Linked DNA regions of Mus musculus: region 1 is linked to region 2. Evidence: chromatin loops called from intact Hi-C (ENCODE). Cell type or tissue: gastrocnemius. All regions are shown on one strand. Links, peaks and the distances in the headings refer to the core of each region. The heading gives the core; the rest is flanking DNA. Region 1 overlaps Dmbt1 (deleted in malignant brain tumors 1). Region 2 has its middle 3.2 kb from the start of Btbd16.

Region 1 (5,377 bases), core at 74-5,073, 270 kb before region 2:
ATCTTCAGAGGGTGCTATGGGGATTGGCAAAGGACACCTGAAACTTCCAAGGTGTTCCCAAAGAAGGCACAGGTCTGCAGGACACAATGTTACTGCCCTCTGCTGGTCACTCTCGATTGTTTCCCCCTAGAGAACTGCCGGCCTTGGTTTGGCCCTTTCTAGAAGTTGGTCAAAAACCTTCCTCTGGATTCCCCGACATGTGTATGTTCTGTTAAAGTACATACTACCTGTGATAGCTGAGCATTGATGATGTGCAATATTTTTAATTTTGGAAGGAAGAATCAGTGACTGTTTTTCATTAGTCCTACAGACAGGAGGCTAAAGTTAATTTCATCCATCACATAACTGAAGAGCAGAGAGAAGAATGAAGAGGAAAGGAGGGGCTTGGTAGGGTCTACCCAGCAGTGTGACACCCATGTCTCTCATCTCTACTCCATCCCTGATTTCTGTGTCCACCGATTCAGTTGGATTCCTCCAGACAGCAGATGCATCACTAGCACCAGCAGGAATACTACCACCAGCAGCAGCAGGAGCAACAGCAACAGCAGCAGCAGGAGCCACAGCAGCAGCAGCAGCAGCAGCAGCAGCGCTGGCCATTTGTCCTCGTTATCTCCATTGTCAACAGAACCCCAGCTAAGTCATGTACAGGTCTCTCAATCTGGGAGTTACCCAGAACAGGATTGACTATAGCCCTGTCTGTATGGATTTTCTTGATCGATAACTGTCAGAGAAATCCAGCCCATTGTCCTTGGGCAATGTGAGCCTGCGCTGTATAAGACGCTAGCTAAGCATGAGCCAGAAAGTCAGTAAGCTGGGCTGCTCCAAGGCCTCTGCTTCAGTTCCTGCCTCCAGCTGGAACCTCAGGAACTGGCCTTGGCTTCACTCAGTGATGGGTGGTGACCTGTAAGCCCAACGGACCTGTCCTCCTCCAAGTTGCTTAGGGCCAGTGTGTGATCACAGCAACAGGACTCAGAATCTCTCCCCATTCTATCAGTAACCCAAAGACAGAAACAAGAGTGAAGGAGATGGCCTTACCGTTATTTGTCCCTCCTGGATTCCACCAGCCTTAATAAAGAAAAAGCTTAGTTTAGAATTGGATCCACCATGTAGAGATGGTCTCATACAAGATACACTTAGCCTGAACTGCACTACACAGCCATGCCTTCTGAGAGGTTGGGGGTGGGGGTGGGAATCAGTGTTTCAGTTTGGCTATGCCCAAGGTCTAGGCATAGAGGTGAACTACACATCATGTCCAATGTGGTAAAAAAAAAAAAAAAACAGCTGGACATGGTGGCAACATTTTGGAATCCTAGAACTCGGAAACTACAGACAAGAGGATCAGGAGTTCAAGGGGACCCTTGCCAAATCAGCAAGTCTGAAGTTAGCCTGGGCTCTGTGGGTCTCAAAAAGAAGTAAATAAACAAACCAATAGCAAACAAGTGGCCCTACAACCTTGCTAACATTAAATTCTGATTCGGCTTGGGACAAGCCAGAGTTGGCCCAAGTGTGAAGAGGGCATGATATCCTTACATATCATCTGCCGACCACAGATCCCTGAGTCTTCTTCATGTCTCCTAGTCAGAGCTTCTTGCAGAAGGACTGAATCCAAGACCTACATCCAGATATTCTACTCGATTCTAACATCAACTGAAAATTGAGACCAGGGCAACATAAAATTGAAGACTATAACTGTCTTAGCACAGGGGCCTTTTTTGCTATAGCTGGCAGGAGTTTCTATTGTCATTACTGTCTAGATGGGACACTATATATTTCATCCTACTGTCATTTATTACTATNTAGTGGGCCAGCCTCTATCACAATATAGGAGGAAGTTATACACTGATACAAGTCTATATTTTCAATGTACTTACCAGGTGTGGGACTGCTTGTTTGAGAATCTGTGAAAGGAATAAAAACAAATTCAGAGTGTGTGTTTCGACCACAAGGATCCTGGCAAAAATCCTTTCTAAAGGGATAGTTTCTACACCTATTCTTTGTGGGCTTCACCCCAAAGACAAAACTTAAATACCTTTTTCATTGGTCAAAAGAGCAAGATAATCTTTGTAATATTCCAGTTGGCCCTCTGTACCCATAGGCTTCTTCACAAATTACATAAGTGGTAAATCATAAATATTAAAGAAAAGCAGCCTGCCCCTGTATTATTGAGCATGAAAACCTTTCCCTCTTGCCATATTCACATGAGCAATGTGGAACAGCACTGAGTCACACAAGGCTGATATTCTATGAGGGACTAGATCTGGGATGCCTGGAAGGACACAGGAGGGCGTCTGTGGGTCACACACCAGTTGATAAAAGACTTGAGTGTCGTATGCTTTGGGTAGAAGCAAAGAAGTTCTTGGAACCCATTTCCTTTGCATGTGAGACTATATGTGTGTGTTTCTGTGTCTGTGTATTTATCACTATGTATGTTTGTGTGTCTCTGTCCATCCAAGTATATGTATGTGTGTATCGTTTGTCTGTTTCTGTCTGAGTGTGTGTGTGTGTGTGTGTGTGTGTGTGTGTGTGTGTGTGTGTGTCTTTAAAAGTATAAACCAGGTAGGGACTTCTGAAGGTGACAGTGCCCCTAGAATTTAGAAAGAACAGTTAGAACAAACCAAGTGGAGTCTGGTGAGGGACAGGACAAAGGCGACCTGCTCCAGGACACCATAGCATCTGCAGTGAGCTGCCTGAGGCTATAGGGGGTGGTGTTGGAACATGGTTATGGCAAGCACACTAGGGTAGACTGAGTGAACTGCAGTACCCTGTATAAGAAGAAATGAAACCAGGATGTATGCTGGGTACCAGGGCTCATTGAAGTAATCCCAGCACTGGGGAAATGAAGATGGGGAATTCATAGCTCAAGGACAGCAGCCTGGGTTATACATATACTAATATACTGATAAACTTATTTATCAGTAAGATAATCAATGTAGAAAACAGGAAAGAACATGAGGAATTGAAACATTCAGATGTCCAGATGCAGAGGAAGCTACTCTAAGAGCATCAGGACACAGTGTGGTACTCTGAGGTACCAGCCCGCCCAATTGAGGTTAGCACCATGCAAAGCCTCAGGCCATCCATTCTGAGTAGCATGCAGCAGTGGGGTCTATGATGCCCAGTGATGTGTGTATAAAACATACCAGACATGTTGTGTCAGCCATGAATGTGCAAAGAGCAAAGCTGATGACCCAGGTAACATATTTGGTGAAAACTAGAGGGAGTGAGCAATGTGTGTCTTATCAATAATTCCCTAGTGTCAGAAGAAAAAGCATGACCCTGAAATGAACAGGAGAAGAGGGGACTCCAAGCTGTCGACATTGACCTGAGCAAGGGGAGGCACAGACATCTTTGAGAAATAGAAGGACACTTGATAGAAAGCACCTGAATTTCACCTGGACTCCCAGGGAAGACAGACTCAGCATTTCTACAGATGTAGCTGAGGCTGATGCTCCAAGGTGGGGGTTGCCAAAGCAGACCATGAGTAATACAGCTACTCATGTACTTCTACCATGTACTCCATGCCCCAGGTGGACCCGGTTTTATGCAGTTTAATAATAGCAAGTAAAAAACCATGACCACCTGCAGACATGACAGGAAACCAGGGTTCTATGTTACTGTGTGGGTAATGGGCCAACAACACAGTCAGCCTTGACTTGTTGAAGATTCAAAGATCCACCTTCACAGTTAAAGGATTCTGTAGGACTCTAGCAATCCTCTCTGCTATATCCATGTCCAAATATTTGTCAATTTACCTCATGAACATACTACATAGGACCTAACTGCCATGTCCACACCACCAACATTCATGAATAACATTCCCAGTGTGTTATCATGATTGAGCTATTGAACCCGATCTGTGAGAACCCAGGACTCTGCAGACCCTGAGGGACTGAAGGAGTTACTGAAGCTTCCCCAGAAGAGTCCTTCAGCAAAACTTTTTGGGAAGGATTCTGGGGAACACTATGGAAAAAGAAGAGTGAATTTGCTCACCTTGCTATTCGGTACAGCTTTGCCCTTCTGATAGTTCAAATTCAGCATAGAAACAGGATTCCAATACTCCAGACCAAAGCTGGATTACCTTTTGCAAGAGCACATGTATGCTGACCTTTGACCTTACTCATGGGTAAGACTTGACATTGCATTTCCATTGCTTACCTCTCTCACAGAAACTCTACACTCACTAGAGACTGAGAGCCTTGTGCAGGACAATGACTGAGAAAGGCATTGTCCTGGATAGTCACCAGTCCTTACAAGGACCAATGAAGTGGCCAGAATGGAGTTCTGACAGCATTCATAGTGACCTGAGCTCATTGCTGTCAGGCAGATGTAATGATCACTGGGTCTTACCTGAACAGATGACTCCAGCATCTTCCTGGTGTCCACAGTTATGAGAGAGCCAGCCTCGGTGGGAACATCTCCACAGATAGTCCTCATAGCCTCCACAGGCCACGTCATCCATGACAATGGGCCCTGAGCCCTGTCCAAACCTGGCATTTCCCGGGGCAGACACGGCCAAGCCACAGCCCAGCTGCCTGCACACCACGTTGGCATCATTGAGGTCCCAGCTGTCGTCACACACAGTGCCCCAGGAACCCTGGTAAAGGATCTCCACTCGACCCTGACACCTGTCTCCTCCATTCACCAGCCTCACGGCCAAACCAGAATCTGTTCCTGGAAAGACATGGTGGTTTCTCCATTGTTGGTCATGTCTCACTTGTACACTTGGTGGCAGCTCACTCATGAACTTTAAAGCAATATAGGACATGAACAGCTCCTGCTGCTGCATCCTGGCCACACTGACCTGTAAAGATCTGTACCCTCTCACTTTGCCTGTGAACCTTCACTACAATGCTCTCTACTTCTGTCCTAGACATGAGGACCAAGTTGGTCACCCGGGTGAATAAGTTTCTGCAAACTGTGTTGGCATAGGTTGAATCTGCCTTGAATAGTGACAAGAAACTTACTCTACCTTGTACCTATGGCTTGGAGGTACTTGGAGGGCCGTGTACTGTAGAATCAAGACTATTTCAAGGAGAGAGAGATTGCAAACCCCTCCCAACTCCTCACACACTGGACCTGCACACATTACTCTCTACCTTGAGCCATACCTGTCAGCAGTAAATGAGAAGGCAGAGCAGGTTGGTCTAAAATAGACCAAAGGGGCTTAAAGATGATCCTACCGTCAAAAGAGTGCATGGCAAAGGCTCTCAACAGCTGCTTACATACACATGGTTGACAGTTTACATTAGAATTGCTTTCAGGCCTAATACAAAATTATAAACCTGAATGAGCTGCCTGTCCCCTACTGTCCTGGATCACATGACTGCCTCATGTACCCTAGGCTACACTGAAACTCAACAACCTACTAGCTCAGCAT
Region 2 (5,377 bases), core at 181-5,180:
CAGACTTCCCCTATGTAAACTTTCTCTCCAATAGAGGCTTAACACAGGATTTGAATTAAGGTGTTTGAAATACAAGAACCTGACCCTCCTGATATCATACCTGCCCTCTGGATACTATTTCTGGTACTACTGGGGCTACTGGCTAAAAGACAACCCCTGAGCGCCTCCTATTGGCCACACTGGGAAAGTGTCCCAGGGAGCCACAGTCCTTACCACCCCTGAGCCCAACATTTGACCTTGATTGTATTGATCCCTTTCTGAAGCCTTTGGTTTAGAAGCCTTCAGCTCCCCGCTAGATTGCGCCATGGATCGCTCCAGAGCTGAGCTGTAAGCCAAAGTCAAATGCACAGAAATGGAAACTTTCTTGAATCGCTGGAGTTAGCATGGACTTCATGTGGCCTTGGCCACAAGCAATGTCACAGGAAGTCTAGCTGCTTTCCCTGCAAGTTCTACCTGGTGGCATCCACTTGCTGGCGATGTTGTCCACCCACCCCTATGGGAGGGAAACAGAAGGGTGGGAGGCAGAGCCACCATGCCAGCCTTAGGCCAATGTTCAGGGGGCTGCTTTCTGCCCCACCTGGTGTGTTCTGGATCCTGAGGGACTGGCTTCTGACAGCACCTGCTTAGTCTCCCAGAGGGAGAAGGTGAGCAAGTTCCTACAGGGAACAGAGCAGCTCCTCTGATGGCGAGGCCGTGTGTGCATGCTCAGGCAAAGATACATTTCCAGAAATGTGCTGTGAGGCCACAGTGAGTACTGAGTGTGGTTGGCAAAGGACTTCCCCATATAGAGCCAGCTTATGAAGACAGAGAGGTGGCTGTTCATGTGAGTGAACACACACACACACACACACACACACACACACACACACACACACACACAACTAGACTGTGGAGAGGGAAGTGTAGCCCAGTCAAAACAGTAAATGAACCTCCAACCAGGCCATAAAAAAAGATAGATGAATTATCTCACAAGAAATGAAAAATAATCTTCTTGGAACGGGTTGTGGGCTGCAGACCTACACTCCCAACACTGGGAAGTTGAGGCAGGAGTTCAAGGTCACCCATGGTTATAGAGGAAGTTTGAGGCCAGTCTATTAAAACGAACAAGCAAACAAGTAAAAGAATCATACGGTAGCCCACTATGCCTCAGAAGAGCACAGATATCTGGTGTGGAACAGCCTGTAATATCAGAAGACAGGCTGAGACAGGAGGACTCTAAAGCACAGAAAAAGAAGGCCATGGCCATATTTGCCCATCCCTTCCCCTGTGGGGAAGGACTACCTCAGTCTCATACCTCTGTGTTGACACAGCCCCTCAGAGTTCCAAAGGAGAAGCCAAGGGACTGGAAACACACACGGCTCCGTCCCTCAGTAAGGCAGATACTGGAGGAGCCAACACGGCTGTCCCCCACAACCTCTCACTCACAGCAGAGCATCCCCAGCAGGCAACACCAGAAGAGAGGTGGCCAAGCCCAGAACAAGTCTGAAGCCAGGCAAAGGCAGCTGAATGGCAGAGAGCAGTCCCACAGGTCCCATATGGTGTATTTATGCACCAAGGGCCAGGGGAGCAGGTATGTACCGTTTCTGTCCCAGTTAGGGTTTCTATTATTGCAGCGAGACACCAGGAGCAAAGCAAGGCGAGGAGGACAGAGTTCATCTTGCTTACACTTCCACATCATGGTCCATCGCTGAAGAAGTCAGGGCAGGATCTCAAACAGGGCAGGGGCTGGAGGCAGGAGCTGATACAGAAGCCATCGAAGCTTGCTGGCACGGCTTGCTCAGCCTGCTTTCTTACAGGACTACCAGCCCAGGGCTGGTACCACCCACAATGGGCCTACAGGTTTGCTTACAGCCTGATTTCATTGAGGCATTTTCTCAATTGAGATTCCCTCCTTTCAGGTGACTTTAGCTTGTCAAGTTGACATAAATCTGAATCTAGCCAGCACAAGTACCAACTCTGGAAGGCTTCTAAGCAACAAGCTTCCTAACTTGAAAGCATAGATCTGGGTCCAGTCTCCAGTACTGCACAGAACAGGCCACTGCGGCCCCCGTAACCCCAGCACTTGGAAGGTAGAGGCAGGAGGATCAGAAGTTTAGCGTCATCCTTGGCTACAAAATGAATTTGAGGCTAGCCTGGGCTATATAGGACTGTCTCAAAAAACAAACAAACAAACAAACAAACAAACAAAACAAAAAGGAAGAGAAGAGAAGAGAAGAGAAGAGAAGGAGAAGGAGAAGGAGAAGGAGAAGGAGAAGGAGAAGGAGAAGGAGAAGGAGAAGGAGAAGGAGAAGGAGAAGAGAAGGAGAAGAGAAGAGAGGAGAAGAGAAGAGAAGGAAAGAGAAGGAAAGAGAAGGAAAGAGAAGGAAAGAGAAGGAAAGAGAAATGACACCTTAAGGTGGCTTCTTGGTTGCTGGAGAGAAAGAACAGGGCCAACCTTGAAACTCTGGAGCTAGCATGGACTTCATGTGGCCTTGGCCACAAGCAATGTCACAGGAAGTCAGCACTGGACAAGCCACCTGCTTTGTGGTGAATCAAAAAGAACCGATACTACTCTGTATGCATGTCAGACACAGACAAACTGAGCAGATCAGCGTTTCTCAGTCTTGGAGTCTAAAATGACTCTGCCTCCCTGGGCCTTCTGGGACTCTTTTCTAAGATGTGTTGCAGCTCCCCCTGGTGGACTTCCTCCTCCACTGCAAAACCTGCCCAACCACACCTGGTGCTCCTAGTGTTTGGCTAGAACAGTGGCTTCTACGCAATCCTGTGCATATGGGCATATAAATGACTACATTCAGACATTTGCCAGCAACCAATTATGGAGAAGTTGATTTTGAAGCAATTTTGGTAGACATATTTGAAACTATGTTTGGTGACATTGTCATTTATTAAAGATGAAAGCAAATTTGCATGCTAATGAGAAGGTATGCATATTTATTTCTGAATAAGGGTGAGAACTTGGTTGAATATTGGGTATTTAATACTGCGGGATACAAAGCATCTTTTTCAGAGTTGGTCAGTATTTAGATTTTATAATTATCAAAGTTGAGAACATACCTTCACATAGTACAAATGACAAAGTGGCTACTGAAGAAATTGTTGCAAATCCTGCCCTAATCCCATGTCAAAATCCACCTAGTGAAATTTCAAGGAGCCTAGGTTAACAGCCTGGTTTTCATTTAAAATCAAGCATCCTAGCAACACAACCTCCCCAGTGCCTACTGAATACTTGGATTCTGACAAACTGGCAGGGACCATTTAAAAAAGCCATTTGTTGGGGCTGGAGAGATGACTCAGTGGTTAGGAGCACTGACTGCTCTTCTGGAGGTCCTGAGTTCAAATCCCAGCATTCACATGGTGGCTCACAACCATCTGTAATGAGATCTGATGCCCTCTTCTAGGGTGCCTGAAGACAGTTACAGTGTACTTACATATAATAAATAAATCTTTTTTAAAAAGCCATTTGTTTCCCATAATGAAACCATCAGAGGAAAAAACTCTGCATCTACAGTAAAAACACTGCCACTTATACCACACGGCAGCCTTGGGTGGAAGCTGGGGTGTTTCTGGCAGTGCTGTTGGCCTTGTGTGGCTGGCGTAAGGCTGCTTAGTACAAAGCGTGTATGTAAAAAAAAAAAAAGCATGTGTGTTCACAACCCAGGTTGCAGCTGTGAAATGGAACAATATGAAACAAAACAGTCAAAAATACCTTGTGCATTTAATTTTTAATTAATTTTGGGGGCACTGCAGATTCAAAAATCTTTTACTATCGTCATTTTTTCCCCTCAATCTCCATATTCAGTGACACAAACTACATGTTATCCATACTACATACTACATGCTATCATGCTATCATGACCCAGTTTAAGAAGCTGGGGTCTGGTGGATCAGCAATCACAGTGGCATCTTCAGCCCAGGTGAACCACTCTGAAGAATTCGGATTAGGGGCTGGAGAGTTGGCTCAGCAATCAAGAGCACTTGCTGCTTTGTAGAAGACTGGCATTTGGTGCCCAGTACCTACATGGTGGCTCACAACCACCTGTAACTCTAGTTCCAGGGGATCTGATGCCTTCTTCTGGCCTCCCATGGATACCAGGCATGCACATGGTAGGCACTTTTACATACATGCAGGCAAAACAATCATACACATTAAAAACTAAAAGTAAAAATATAAAATAAAATTAAGAGCTGTGTGTGGTGGTGCACACCTTTAATCCCAGCACTTGGGAGGCAAAGGTGGGTGGATCTGTGAGTTTGAGGCCAGCCTGGTCTACACAGTGAACTCCAGGCCAGCCAGGGCTACATAGTAAGCCCCTGTCTCAAAAGCAATCAGCAAAAATGATTCAGCTTAAAGGAGTATGTCCACATAGGTACATAAGGACTCTCAGATCGGTCAGAACAACAGCAAAACACTGAACACAATTTAAATCCCCACCATCCCCAGGACAGCTGTTTAATTGGTAGCCTGGATTGCTATGTGGCCATTCAAAGGAACAAATGGCTATATTTACTGATATAAAATTTTCCAGACTGCAGCTCACTGAACGCCACAGAAGTGGCAGCACAGGCTTCCCCAGGAAAAGTAACAGAATGTAGCCAGAGACTCTTAGAAACAAAGCATATTCCATTCTTATTTTGCCTCCACGTTTGCAGAGATTCAGTCAGCTATGGGCAGCTCCACTCTTCTGGGGAGGAACATGGCAGCCGTGGGAACACATGACAGAGGCAGACGGGAAGCAAAGAAAAAGAGTGGGGACCTAGGACCAGGAATGACCTCCAGAGTGACACTTCCAGGGACCTGCCATTAGGCCCCACCTCCTAAAAACATTTCCAGAACATCTCAAAATCAAACCGCCATCTGGGGACTGAACTTTTATCACATGGAATGTGGCTTGACATGAAGACAAACTTGTCCTTGGGTTTGTTTCTATTGCTGTGAAGAGACATCATGACCACAGCAACTCTTATAAGGAAAGCATTTAACTGGGGCTGGCATACTTTTCAGAGCTTAAGTCCATTATGGTACATAGCATGGCAGCAGGCAGGCAGGCAGGCAGGCAGGCAGGCAGGCATGGTGCTGGAGAGGTAGCTGAGAGTTCTAGTTCAGATGAGCCTACAGCAGGAGCAGAGTGCCACACTGGGCCTGGCTTCATCATCTGAGACCTGAAAACCCACCCCCAGCGACACACTTCTTTCAGCAAAGCCACGCCTACTTCCACAAGGCCATACCTCCTAACAGTGCCACTCCCTGTGAGGCTATTAGGACCATTTTCACTTAAAGTACCAGACCACTGTACTCTCTGCAAGTTTGTCTGGAGAACACAGCGGCCTCCATTAGCTTCAAAGCAGGACTCAAAAGCAGTCCAGGTGTGTGGGGCCA

Evidence for each region. A loop is a pair of places that touch in the nucleus more often than their neighbours do. Peaks named below come from ENCODE experiments on the same cell type or tissue, not always from the same donor. Only the 100,000 strongest peaks of a DNase experiment are listed, where the experiment ranks them.
Region 1: a loop joins it to region 2, with 3 times the contacts of the local background. A loop is called at or near these places in 13 of 42 quality-filtered maps.

Annotation. Positions count from the first base shown.
Region 1 is chr7:131,040,181-131,045,557 of GRCm38, reverse strand. It overlaps Dmbt1 (deleted in malignant brain tumors 1), which reads right to left. Exons shown (of 48, transcript NM_001347632.2): 4 at 4,348-4,671; 5 at 1,872-1,898; 6 at 1,036-1,065. Among named protein-coding and RNA genes, the nearest start is that of Dmbt1, 11 kb to the right of the region's middle. In gastrocnemius, for the core only: CTCF peaks have their summits at 110 (motif pointing left) and 2,678; DNase peaks (open chromatin) are centred at 81 and 2,684.
Region 2 is chr7:130,768,173-130,773,549 of GRCm38, reverse strand. No RefSeq gene overlaps it. Among named protein-coding and RNA genes, the nearest start is that of Btbd16, 3.2 kb to the left of the region's middle. In gastrocnemius, for the core only: a CTCF peak has its summit at 2,686 (motif pointing left); DNase peaks (open chromatin) are centred at 185, 497, 1,481 and 2,676; H3K27ac peaks cover 199 bases.